Regions from separate parts of the Homo sapiens genome. Here regions 1, 2 and 3 are each linked to region 4. A link is a contact called in ENCODE Hi-C or POLR2A ChIA-PET data. All regions are on one chromosome and are shown on one strand. Each heading gives the region's core, a stretch centred on a gene start or an enhancer-like site at or near the end of the contact. The rest is flanking DNA. Distances are from core to core; before and after follow the strand shown. Region 1 holds the start of ZBTB3 (zinc finger and BTB domain containing 3). Region 2 holds the start of GNG3 (G protein subunit gamma 3). Region 3 holds the start of UBXN1 (UBX domain protein 1). Region 4 holds the start of CHRM1 (cholinergic receptor muscarinic 1).

Evidence for each region. A loop is a pair of places that touch in the nucleus more often than their neighbours do. ChIA-PET counts read pairs that join two places held with the same protein, here RNA polymerase II (POLR2A). Pooled maps may share reads with other maps.
Region 1: a loop to region 4 is called in a pooled map, with 4 times the contacts of the local background. The contact joins the promoter of ZBTB3 here to the promoter of CHRM1 in region 4. A Hi-C loop is called at or near these places in 2 of 50 pooled maps. POLR2A ChIA-PET finds 5 or more read pairs at or near these places in 3 of 52 experiments (A549, WTC11 and activated CD8-positive, alpha-beta memory T cell).
Region 2: a loop to region 4 is called in a pooled map, with 4 times the contacts of the local background. The contact joins the promoter of GNG3 here to the promoter of CHRM1 in region 4. A Hi-C loop is called at or near these places in 2 of 50 pooled maps. POLR2A ChIA-PET finds 5 or more read pairs at or near these places in 2 of 52 experiments (GM12878 and WTC11).
Region 3: a pooled map shows a loop between it and region 4 (2.4-fold over the local background). The contact joins the promoter of UBXN1 here to the promoter of CHRM1 in region 4. A Hi-C loop is called at or near these places in 1 of 50 pooled maps. POLR2A ChIA-PET finds 5 or more read pairs at or near these places in 6 of 52 experiments (A673, H1, PC-9 and 3 more).

The regions. Positions count from the first base shown.
Region 1 is chr11:62,752,862-62,755,561 of GRCh38, forward strand. ZBTB3 (zinc finger and BTB domain containing 3) reads right to left here and starts at 1,299. Exons shown (of 2, transcript NM_001370809.1): 1 at 1,103-1,299; 2 at 1-854. The coding sequence starts at 803. RefSeq lists enhancers at 1-829, 1,710-2,587.
Region 2 is chr11:62,706,426-62,709,125 of GRCh38, forward strand. It overlaps GNG3 (G protein subunit gamma 3), which reads left to right and starts at 1,251. Exons shown (of 3, transcript NM_012202.5): 1 at 1,251-1,490; 2 at 1,870-1,969; 3 at 2,253-2,700. The coding sequence starts at 1,871. The coding sequence ends at 2,381. It overlaps BSCL2 (BSCL2 lipid droplet biogenesis associated, seipin), which reads right to left and starts at 999. Exons shown (of 11, transcript NM_001122955.4): 1 at 684-999. The coding sequence starts at 770. HNRNPUL2-BSCL2 (HNRNPUL2-BSCL2 readthrough (NMD candidate)) reads right to left here. Exons shown (of 24, transcript NR_037946.1): 14 at 684-899. RefSeq lists a silencer at 1-42 and enhancers at 1-383, 1,703-2,700.
Region 3 is chr11:62,677,703-62,680,402 of GRCh38, forward strand. It overlaps UBXN1 (UBX domain protein 1), which reads right to left and starts at 1,371. Exons shown (of 9, transcript NM_001286077.2): 1 at 1,163-1,371; 2 at 988-1,041; 3 at 793-899; 4 at 637-706; 5 at 225-416; 6 at 79-130. The coding sequence starts at 1,221. RefSeq lists an enhancer at 1,130-1,459.
Region 4 is chr11:62,919,914-62,922,613 of GRCh38, forward strand. CHRM1 (cholinergic receptor muscarinic 1) reads right to left here and starts at 1,450. Exons shown (of 2, transcript NM_000738.3): 1 at 1,305-1,450. LOC105369333 (a long non-coding RNA gene) reads left to right here and starts at 247. Exons shown (of 5, transcript XR_002957251.2): 1 at 247-528. RefSeq lists an enhancer at 1,774-2,308.

The DNA of each region.
Region 1 (2,700 bases), core at 49-2,548, 170 kb before region 4:
AGTGGTCCTCCAGGATCCTTTGGTTCCACCACCCTCAGACTCTCAGGACCCACATCAAGAGATGGCAGTGGCTCCAATGAAACTGCTGAGATGCCAGAAGAGAAGTAGTTTGTAGGAATGGTCTCAGTGGAGCTACTAGGGCTGGCAAGAGAGACATCAGCCACTGGTGGATGAGGTGCCCGCAGATGTGGTGCGTCAACCTCCATGCCAGGCTGTGTAGTGTCAGCCCCACTAGACATTGGTGGCTCATCTGGAGGACGGACAGTAGGTGAGGGAGCAGCAGAGCCTTTCCATTCCCCTTTGCCCCAGTGGCCTGATGTCTCAGCAGATGCCAACGAAGGTTGGGTGCCACGGGAAGTACTAGACAAAAACTCCAAACTAGGAAGCTGTGAGTTGGTTTCCTCCTCCTTCTTGGTACTGTCTGCCTCTGCCAGGGCCCGGGCTTGAAGCCGCCGCTTACACACCTTGACGATGTCATTCATGTGCAAGTAGCTGGCAGCTGCCAGCACATCCTCCACAGGGGTATCCCCTCTCAGGGTCAGCTGGCCAGCATACATAAAGTCCAGAAGCAGCCCAAAGGCTGGGGCTGTGACAATTTCATTGTGAATACACACCAGATCCCTCTTGTCCAATTCCCGCTCCTTGTAGAAAAGCTGGAAGAATGGGCTGCAGGAGGCCAGCACAGCCCGATGGGCCAAGAACTGGGTACTACCCACCATCACGGTGCAGTCACAAAGGAAACCCTGGGACCGCTGCTCCCGGAGGCTCTGCAGCAGCTGCTGACTGTGTTCTGGGAACTCCATAGTACCCCACGAAGGAAAGGGGGCCCAAAAAAGGTCCCCACCAGTGGCTCCCTGAGAAAAAAGGGCAGTGAGTTAAGACAGGTAACCTCCCCAGCAACCTTATCAGCCCTTAACTATCACTTGCCACTCCAAAACAATCGCTTAAGTTACTGCCCTTCTTTCTCCTAGGTCACACCCAAAGCTCTCCCATTAGCTCCGCCCACCTCGGCCTAACCTTAGAACAGGCCCCACCCCCGTCCGATAAGCCCTGCCCCCGGAAGTCCCGCCCCTTAGCCACCCTCCGCTTCCTTGATGCCCACCCGGTAGCGTCCAACGGCTCCACGAAGTAGAGATCTTTTTCGCTCCCAGGCCTTGCCAGGCGATGCCTCTACGCCCCACTTCGAGAACTCCCTAAGCATCTCCCTCACGCATTCCAGGGGCTAAGGACTACCAGGGTGGGAACTAGCGGAGAAAGCTGATACCTCACCCACCACCGAGCAGCCACAGGGCGAGCTCCGCCCCTTCCCACCTTCTCAGCTTTAATTGGCTTAAGATTGCCCTCCCCTGTCACGGATTGGTCCGCTCTCCACTAACCATCCTCCCTCTAACTGCCGTCTACAATTGGGTGCTCGCCGCCATCGCTTTTGCAGTCAGGCGTTGGATTGGGTGACGCTCCTGTCCTCAACTTTTCCTCTTCGTCCCGCCTTCCTTGCCTCCGAGCCCTCAGGATTGGCTGAGCTTCTCCTTCTACCTAATCCAGCAGGCAGGAGGTACCCGGCTCCGAGTCGCTGAACGCGGCGCTCTCCTGGCGAGGCTGGAGGTCGGGAACCCTGCAGTGTCGGACCCGAGCTGACAGCAAGCCACTCCCGCTACAGGCTGACAGGGAAAAAGAGAACCAACTAGGCCAGGCGCAGTGCTTCACGCCTGTAATCCCAGGACTCTGGGAGGCCGAGGAGGGCGGATCACTTGGGGTCAGGAGTTCGATACCAGCCTGGCCAACATGCTGAAACCCCGTCTCTACTAAAAATACAAAAATTAGCAGGTCTTGGGGGCGCGCGCCTGTAATCCCAGCTACTGGGGAGGCTGAAGCAGGAGAATCACTTGAACCCGGGAGGCGGAGGTTGCAGTGAGTCAAGATCGTGCCACTGCACTCCAGCCTGGGCGACAGAGTAAGACCCTATCCCCCCACCCCCCCAAAAAAAGAGAACCAACTGGTGACTGTGGGCAATAGCCCCACGTCCCTGAACTGCGTTTGTCTCTTGAAGGTCCCTTCCTCTCAAAAATTCTAAGATTTGCCGGGTTCGGTGGCTCACGCCTTTAATCCCAGCAGTTTGGGAGGCTGAGACGGGCAGATCACTTGAGGTCCGGAGTTCAAGAGCAGCCTGGCCAACATAGTGAAACCCCATCTCTACTAAAAATACAAAAATCAGCTGGGCATGGTGGCGCGTGCCTGAAATCCCAGCTTCTAGGGAGGCTGAGGCAGGAGAATCTCTTGAACCCAGGAGGCAGAGGTTGCAGTGAGCCAAGATAGCGCCACTGCACTCCAGCCTGGGAGACAGAGCAAAACTCCATCTAAAACAAACAAACAAAAAAACATTTTAAGATGCCCTACTGCTCCACTCCTCCAAGCTAAGTTTCCGGGGCTCCCGGCTCAGTGATGGCATGAAAGAACTAGCAGCTACAGGGATGATGTCGTGGTGTCCCTAGCCTGGACTCTACAGTCAATTTACAGTGAGAGGATAGAGTGTTCTTTGTTTCCAGAGCGTGCTGAGCAGGTGCTGGTAGGAAGGGTAAGAATGGGGTCAGGATCATAAAATGTCCCAGGACAGGAGAGAAGAAGCAAAAACCGTGTCTACTGAAGAAATCTTTGAGAGTCTCTACACACCCAGAGGAAAAGGCTATAAGTTGGGAGTCACTG
Region 2 (2,700 bases), core at 1-2,500, 210 kb before region 4:
GCGAGGTCGCTGTCTCCTTGCGCTCGCCACTGGCTCTCTCTGCGGCAGGTTTCCCTCCGGTTACCGTGACCAAAGGGGAAAGACGCCTGCCTCCCTGCAGGCCCCAAGATGTGCCCCAGGGGATGCGCTGACTGCAGCCTCCGCTCGGCTCTCCCTTGAGACTGCAATCACAGCCCTCCGTGCACACCTTCACCACAGGCCATTTCACCCGCGAAGCGGCCGAGTGAGGCGGTCATCCAGCTGGCGCTGATTTTTATCGCCCACAGCTCCTAGGACCTGTAGGCATCTAAGGCGGGGGCATTCGCCTAGAGCATGTTGCAGTTTGCGGCAACCTGGGCCTCTTGCGTTGTTGCGCAGGCAGATTAGTGCCCTGTTCCCAGCGTGGTAGCATTGTGGACCTCCTCTGACCCTAACTGGATACACTCTCCCTCAGAGTCCCCACAGCACATTATCTAGACTAGCTTTTGGCAGTCTTCTATTTTGTAGACGTCTAATCACCCCAGATAAAGTCCTTCAGAGGCAAGGCCAGTGTTGTGTACATCTTTGCACACTGCTGCGGGCGTGGGAAGTAATCTATTCAAAATGAATGAAATTCTTAAAACCAATCCATCCCCCCGCCCCCTTCACGCCAGCCCACCTATTTCCAGTATATTTCTGCTGACTGTCCCCACAAGGGCCCCTACCTCCTCTTTGTCCGGTCCTTTGATCTGGTCTCCGCACACCTCTTTTTCCCCAGCTTCCTCCTTTTGGTCTACCTTTTCTGTAGACATCTTCCTGACGAGCCTCTGTTGACTCTGGATCTTCCACTGAGTCACTTGTGGCTAAAACGTGAAGTGGCGATCCAGACGCTGATACCTGTGGCGCATCACATTTTCCTGGATATGGAAAATGGAGGGTCCCTGGGAGAGAAACGAAGATTCAGGTGCTAAGTGCTGTGTCAGAGTAGAGGGAGGAAAGGAGGAGGGGGGCGACTGCCCAGCTGATGTCAGATTTTCAAATGAGCAGGGTCCCCCGCAGCCAGTACAGACTCCACTGCAGGGGCCGTCATAGGCCCAGACCACGCCATTTGAGAGGGGGAGTCGGCCTTGGCCTCAGCTCTGTTGGGGAGGTCTCTAGCCCAGAGTCAGGATGCCTGCAATGGGGGAGGGGCAGGCAGTGAACTAGCGACAGTGGGGGTGTGCGCAGGGATGCAGGCAGCTAGGCTCCCCCACTGGCCAGGCAGTTGGTATGCTCCAGGATCTGAGCAGCTCCTTCTAGCATCCTTCATCCTTCAGGTACCAGCCATCCAGACAGTGCTTGAGCTGCAGAAACTGAGACCAGACCTCTGGCCTGGCCCTCCCCAGGGGCCTCCTTTCGTATAGTCACTGCTTCTGCATCAGATACTTTCAGCTGCAACTCCCTACTGGGTGGGGCACCCATTTCAGGCAGAAGGTTTTGGTACCCTCCACTGACCCTACACCCAGGGCTGCTACTGCCGCTTGTGGCTTCAGGTAAGTAATGGCCTGTTTTTCTCCTGTTGGGGCTCACTGGAGCAGACAGGGGTGATGTGCCCTCCTCATCAGGGTTGGTTGAGGTCTTCAGAGCTGGGAACACACATGGTTTGAAGGGCTGAAAAGCCTTAAATCATTTGTGTAAGGTTTAATGATCTGTGGCCCAGGCCATGAGGGAGTTTGGGGAGCACCTCATCCCACCCTATTTTTTTCCATGAGGAATACAGGGATGAGACAGTCCACTGGAGGAGGAGGAGGAGGATAGGAGGGGAACAAAATATTGGGGTATGACCACAGCCTTGTAAAGGTTGGTGTGGAGTGAGCATGGAGGGGGGCCTCCAGCTGAGACTGTGCTCTGAGAGGTCCCTCTTTTTTCCAGGATGAAAGGTGAGACCCCGGTGAACAGCACTATGAGTATTGGGCAAGCACGCAAGATGGTGGAACAGCTTAAGATTGAAGCCAGCTTGTGTCGGATAAAGGTAGGTGGGACCCTGGCTGGCTCCCATTAGTTGGCCAGGCTGTGCTGTGCTGCAGGTTCCCAAAGCTCAAGATAAGAGATGCGTTCTTTCCTTCACTCCCTGAGGTCAGGGGAGGAGTCTGGGGCTCTGTAGAGAGAGCTGTCCCCAGGCCTCTGGGGGGGATGAGGGAGAAGACAAGTCGTAAGGAGCCCTGGAGATGGCAAAAGAGAACCCATTTGGGGAGGGAGGCTGCAGTCCCCTTCAGAGGTCCTGGCTAACAATACCCTTCCTGGCTGTGTCCCAGGTGTCCAAGGCAGCAGCAGACCTGATGACTTACTGTGATGCCCACGCCTGTGAGGATCCCCTCATCACCCCTGTGCCCACTTCGGAGAACCCCTTCCGGGAGAAGAAGTTCTTCTGTGCTCTCCTCTGAGCTCCCCTGTCCCTTCTCACAACTCCTCCCTTTTCCCTCTCCTGGGCCCTTCCTTAGGTCAGTAATTGTTGTGAGCCCCTTAGGCTCCTTGCATCCCATCCCTAACCCTTGCCTGACCATGTGAGGTTATCTGAAGCACAAGGCCCACCCTCACCTATCTGTCGACCCCATTTCCTACCACCTTTGTGGCCGACCCCAAGCACCCCAGAGATATGAGGCACCCTTTGCTCCACCCACAGCAGGGCCCCGTCAGACTCTGCCAGCGCGTCCTGCCCGCTTCCCTCGGTGACCTGCTCAGACAATGGAGAGGGATGGGCCA
Region 3 (2,700 bases), core at 121-2,620, 240 kb before region 4:
CATGCTTTCCCTCTGAAGCTGGAAAAGATTTACTAACCTGCCCACTCCATTACCCGTGGCGTCTTCTCAGTCACCTACCTTCTTGGCTCTCTCTGCTTTGTCCCTCTCGATCTTTTCTCTAACTCTTTGTCTGAAATGTAGACAAGAAGAAATTAGGTCAGACATCAACAAAGCAAATCTTGATTTCTTTCTCATCTGCTATCCATCATTTCCCCTGCCCAGACCTGGCTGCTAACTCCTCGGCCTTTTCCCTCCGCCTCTCCTCAGCAGCCCGGCGCATCTCATCTTCCTGTAGCCGCTGTCGTGCTGCTGACAACTCTTGCCCTTGTCTCCTGCGCTGCCGTTCCCGTTCCAATGCCTCCCGTTCCTCTCTTTCTTCACGCTCCCGCTGCTTCTGGGCCACCAGCTCCAACATCCTGTGTTGCCGAGGGAAAACAGTTCAAGAGAAATGGACAGAGTGGGAAGGTGTAAAGTTTACAATAAACAAAATTAGGCGACATATATCCCAAAGTAGATTAAAGGAAAAGAAAATGCCAAGAAAGAGGAAATGTGGAAAGGTCAAGGTTCTTTGACCAGACGTGTACTGGGGAGAGATGGAAGACGACCCTCAGACACGTGAGATTGTTGTTACTGTACCTCTTAGTTTGTTCCTGTCTTTCCTCTTCACTCAAAGCGGGTTTGCCTTCTCCGGCAGCAGAACCAGATCCTACAAACAAACAATCGGTATTATTATCCCTTCAGATTCTCCTCGGACCCTCCTGAATAATCACACCGTGGACCCTCAGTCAGGACCTTCAAGGCCGCCTTGCTCTGAGGAAGTGGGCTCCCGTCCCAGGATATGTCCAAGGGGAGTCTCTAAAGGCTCGTCCACATCGGGGTCGTCTTCGTGCTCCATCAGCCTGGCAGGGAAAGTGGGCGGGGAGGTTAGCTTTGAGGCTGCCCCTCCCGCCAGCCCCCAATTCTCCGCCACCCGGGACGAGCGCTTACCAGTCCATCGCAGCCTCGATGCCCTGGTTCCCTGTGAGGGCCAGAGCCTTCTCCCTGGGGGCAGAAACACCATGAATAGCGCCCACGAGCCATGGTGACGGTCAGGCTGGGGCAAAGGCCGAGACAGGTCCGCGACCCCCCACACCCGCAGGCCGGGGTTGGGGAACTCCCTTACGCGCGTCCCCTGGGGAAGCCCATCTCGATGAGACTCTCAAGAGCCGTCAGCTCCGCCATGGCGCCGACACCGCGGCTTCCGCGGGGACCTGGTGTGTGACGAGAAGGAGGGCGGGAAGGGTCAGCGCGAGGCAACCCGCCCTCGACACCCGCCGACGGGCGCTCGCTCTCTCACCCGGCTCTATAGCAGCCGGGAACACCGACGAGAAGAAAGCCGAGGGGAAGCGGAAGTGCCGGATCTGTTTGGGTCACGTGGGGGCGGATGTCGACGGGTGCCGCTGAGAACCATAAAACTTCTGGCCCTGCTGCCAGGACTTTCCGTGGGTGGGAACAGGGAGGCAACCCACCAAGCCAAGGCGCCAGGCTGCTGTGGGGAAGAAAGCTGGTGCGGCTCTGAAACCCGTGGGCGGAATGAAGCCAGTTCCCGGAACTTCATCCTGCCTCACCCTCCTTAGAAATTAGAAGGAATATGGTCCCTTAGCGCAATGCTTTGGGAAGTTCTTTGGCAATGTTTGCCAGGAGCAGAAGAAATGTCTTGCTCTTTGGCCCACTCATTCTCCTTAGGGAATTGAGCCATCCTCTGCCTGACTGCCAAAGGGATTTTTGCAAAACACAATCATGTAGTCCTGTCTTCACCTCCCTGCTTAAAAATCCGTGACACTTCCACCATCTAGGACAACTTACTTTTTTTTTTATTTTTTATTTTTGAGATGGAGTTTCACTCTTGTTGCCCAGACTGGAGTGCAATAGTGCAGTGGCGCGATCTCTGCTCACTGCAGCCTCCGCTTCCCGGGTCAAGCATTTCTCCTGCCTCAGCCTCCCGGATAGCTGAGATAACAGGCGCCCACCACCATGCCCAGCTTTTTTTTTTTTTTTTTTTTTTTTTAAGAGGGAGTCTCGCTCTGTCGCCCAGGCTGGAGTGCAGTGGCGCGGTCTCGGCTCACTGCAACCTCCGCCTCCTGGGTGCATGCGATTCTCCTGCCACAGCCTCCTGAGTAGCTGGGATTACAGTCCCACGCCACCATGCCCGGCTAATTTTTGTATATTTAGTAGAGACAGGGTTTCATCATGTTGGTCAGGCTGGTCTTGAACTCCTGACCTCATATGATCCACCTGCCTCGGCCTCCCAAAGTGCTGGGATTACAAGCGTGAGCCAACGAGCCTAGCCATTTTTGTATTTTTAGTAGAGATGAGGTTTCTCCATATTGGTCAGGCTGTTCTCGAACTCCTGACCTTAGGTGATTCACCCACCTCGGCCTCCCAAAGTGCTGGGATTACAGGCGTGAGCCACCACACCCAGCTATTTTTGTTTTTGAGACAGGATCTGGCTCTGTCGCCCAGGCTGGAGTGCAGTGGTGCAATCTTGACATACTGCAACCTCAGCCTCCTGGGCTCAAGCGATCCTCCCACTTCAGCCTCCCAAGTAGCTGGGACTACAGGCACATGCCACCACACCCGGCTAATTTTTCTTTTTCTTTTCTCTCTCTCTCTCCTTTTTTTTTTTTTTTTTTTTTTTTTTTTAGACAAAATCTCACTCTG
Region 4 (2,700 bases), core at 200-2,699:
CTGACATGACCTCTGGTTAGCCCCTTCTTGACACTTTGGACTCCCCATTACACTTCAGAATCCAGTTCTCAGAACTCCAACCGCCAGCTGTCAGCTGCGAGCCAAGACCCACATCTTCTGCAGCCCATTTCACTATCTCCTTCCCTTTCATATCTCAGCCGCGATAGCGACTGCAGCTTGCCTGGTGGCTGAGGTCAGAGGGCAGAGAACTCTCATCTGACAGCCCACTGAACAGCTGATTACCCTGAGAAAGGAGACTGTCTGGCTACTGGAGACTGCCTGACTCCTTCCAGCCAGTTGGGCAGGGGTCTTGGGTCAGTCTGGGTGGAGCTGCAGGTGTGTTTTGTGCAAAGATGTGAACCCCTCTCCATTGGCTCTGATAACCTCTAAGCTGCACATGTCTGGATGACCTAATGAGAGCTGACGACCCCCTCCCCAGCTGGCCTGCCCAGGAGCTGACAACTCTACAAGCATCAGAGTTCCTGGCCCCTAGCCCATCCCCATGTTGTGCAGTCTGCGGGCACTGGGGTGAGTACCTGGCGTGGGTGCCCATTGGTATCCATGCATTGCCTGGATATAGGACTGAGACCCACCCTGCGGGAGCCCAAGATACTAGAAACATAAGGAGGGTCCTCTGGGCCCCTGCGCACGTCAGGGCCACCTTCCCTGGCTAGTGTGGCCACCCACATGCCCATTTGTCCCCAAAGAGCCCTGGGGCTCTTTGCCTGGTCTCCTGCTGGCTTCTGGCCTGACACCCACCTTGGCTTCTAGCTTCTCTATCTGGCCAGCAGCCTGATTCAGTCCATCTTGGGGGAGCTGAGGTGGACGGGGGTGGTGGGTTTCAGGGTGCCCTGAGGGAGGACAGGAGGTTCTGGGACTGGCACCCCCATCAAGATGGGGGTCAACCTCCCACAGGATGCTGGTGGCAAGGGCTGCTTCCTGGCCCTTTGCCCTTCCCACTCTGCCCCTAGGGTGTTGGGGGTTCTGCTTGCTACCAGGCAGCCTAATCCCTTCTGGGCCTCAGGTCCAGTTTCCTGAGGGGGATCTCCATCTCCTCTGCCAGCAGAAGCCCAGAAAAACATCAGCTATATCCACTCAAAGCCAGGAGGCCGAGTGTTTGGAGCAGTCAGTGTTCAATGCTACAGAGCCCCCTTGCCCTCTAGACCCCTCCCTGGCCTCCTCCTATCTCTGTGAGTCCATCCCTATTTCCATCTCATCCTGATCCCTGCCCTCCCCCGCTCCCCAGGACCCTCCTACCCTCTACCTTAGTGCAGCCCCTCCCAAGCCCTCCCAAATGTACTCACCACGGGGCTGAAGAGGGGTCTGTAGGGTCCTCAGCCCCACTGCCTCCCTGGGGGCCTGCGGCGTCTCCAGGGACCCAAACACCTGGCTCCCAGGGGGAGCTGCGCCCTGTGCTGGCAGCGGGAGAGGCACAGCCAGTGATTGGCATGTCCCACCCCCTGGCACGCCAGCCTTAGCGGGGAGGGAGAAAGGGAAAGAGAGGGAGGGAGGAAAGGGAGAAAAGGAAGGGAGGGGAGCTGGAGGGAAGCCTCAGGCAGCGTCTGGGGTTGGACTAGGTTCTGGAGTGTGCCCCCCTCCTTCACCAGGGCACCCAATTTGAGCCCCAAGAGGGAGGAGAAAGGACATGAGGAAGGCGAGCCCAGGAAGGCTAAAAGTCCCGGACGGGAGAGAAGGCGGATACAGGGAGACAAACACCCACACCCACTGCACAGACCCGGCGGCACACACACCCTCACAAAGGCACACTGTTTCCTTGGGCTCCTCCCCCCACCCAACCTTAGAGCCCCCAGCCCCTGTGCACCATGCCCCAACACACATGCCCTGGTATTCACATGCCTGCTTCCCTCGCACACACGCCCTCCCCCCTGCACATGCCCACGCACCCACCCACCCAACTACACACCCTGCTCTTCCTCCCTGCTGTGAGAGAGCTAGATTCCTTCTGTTTGGAAATGACACATTGGGCCTCACGTGAGAGGCTCCAACTTGGAACAGACCCAGAGGGCTGGCGCACCCGCCCGGGGGCTGAGTGAACGTGCCCGCATGCTGGGCTGTGTGCGCTAGCATTGGGCTATGCATAGCCTGTTGTGAGGGTATATGGGTGTCTGCTTTTCGGGGATGAGTAGAGGGCCAGGTGCCTGCCCCATGTGCGGCTGAGTGCCTTGCATATGTGTGTCCCTGTGTACTCATGTCACCATGCAGCCTGTGTAAGTGCAGGTGTGACCCTATCAGTCTGGAGGCAGGACGCGTGTGCACACGTGTGTCTGTATCTGATGTGTGGCTGAGTGTTGCCCAACTGTGGAACTTGCTAATTCTGACAAGTGAGGCAGCCTCTACCTGCCTGCTCCACCCCAAGCTTCCACTTGGAAGACAGACAGGCAGACAGACAGCTCTCCTCCCAGCTTGTCAAGCTCTGTCTCCCCTGACTCCCACTCAGGGCTCACAGGTGTGTACCTGGGAGGAGATGAGCCCTCCTCCCAATCTCCCTCAGCCCTACTGGGTGAGGCCAGCATCCCTCCCTGCCAGGCTGGTCTGGACTTCTGTGTTGAGCTTCCTCAGAGATAGAACCCCTGGGGGGCCGTTTGCCCTAGAGATGTGGGTCCTGCACCGCCTCTGTTTGGCCCTAGAGACCTCCCCGGGAGCTGACTGGGGAGGAGAGTTGGAGGCTGCAGGGACTGC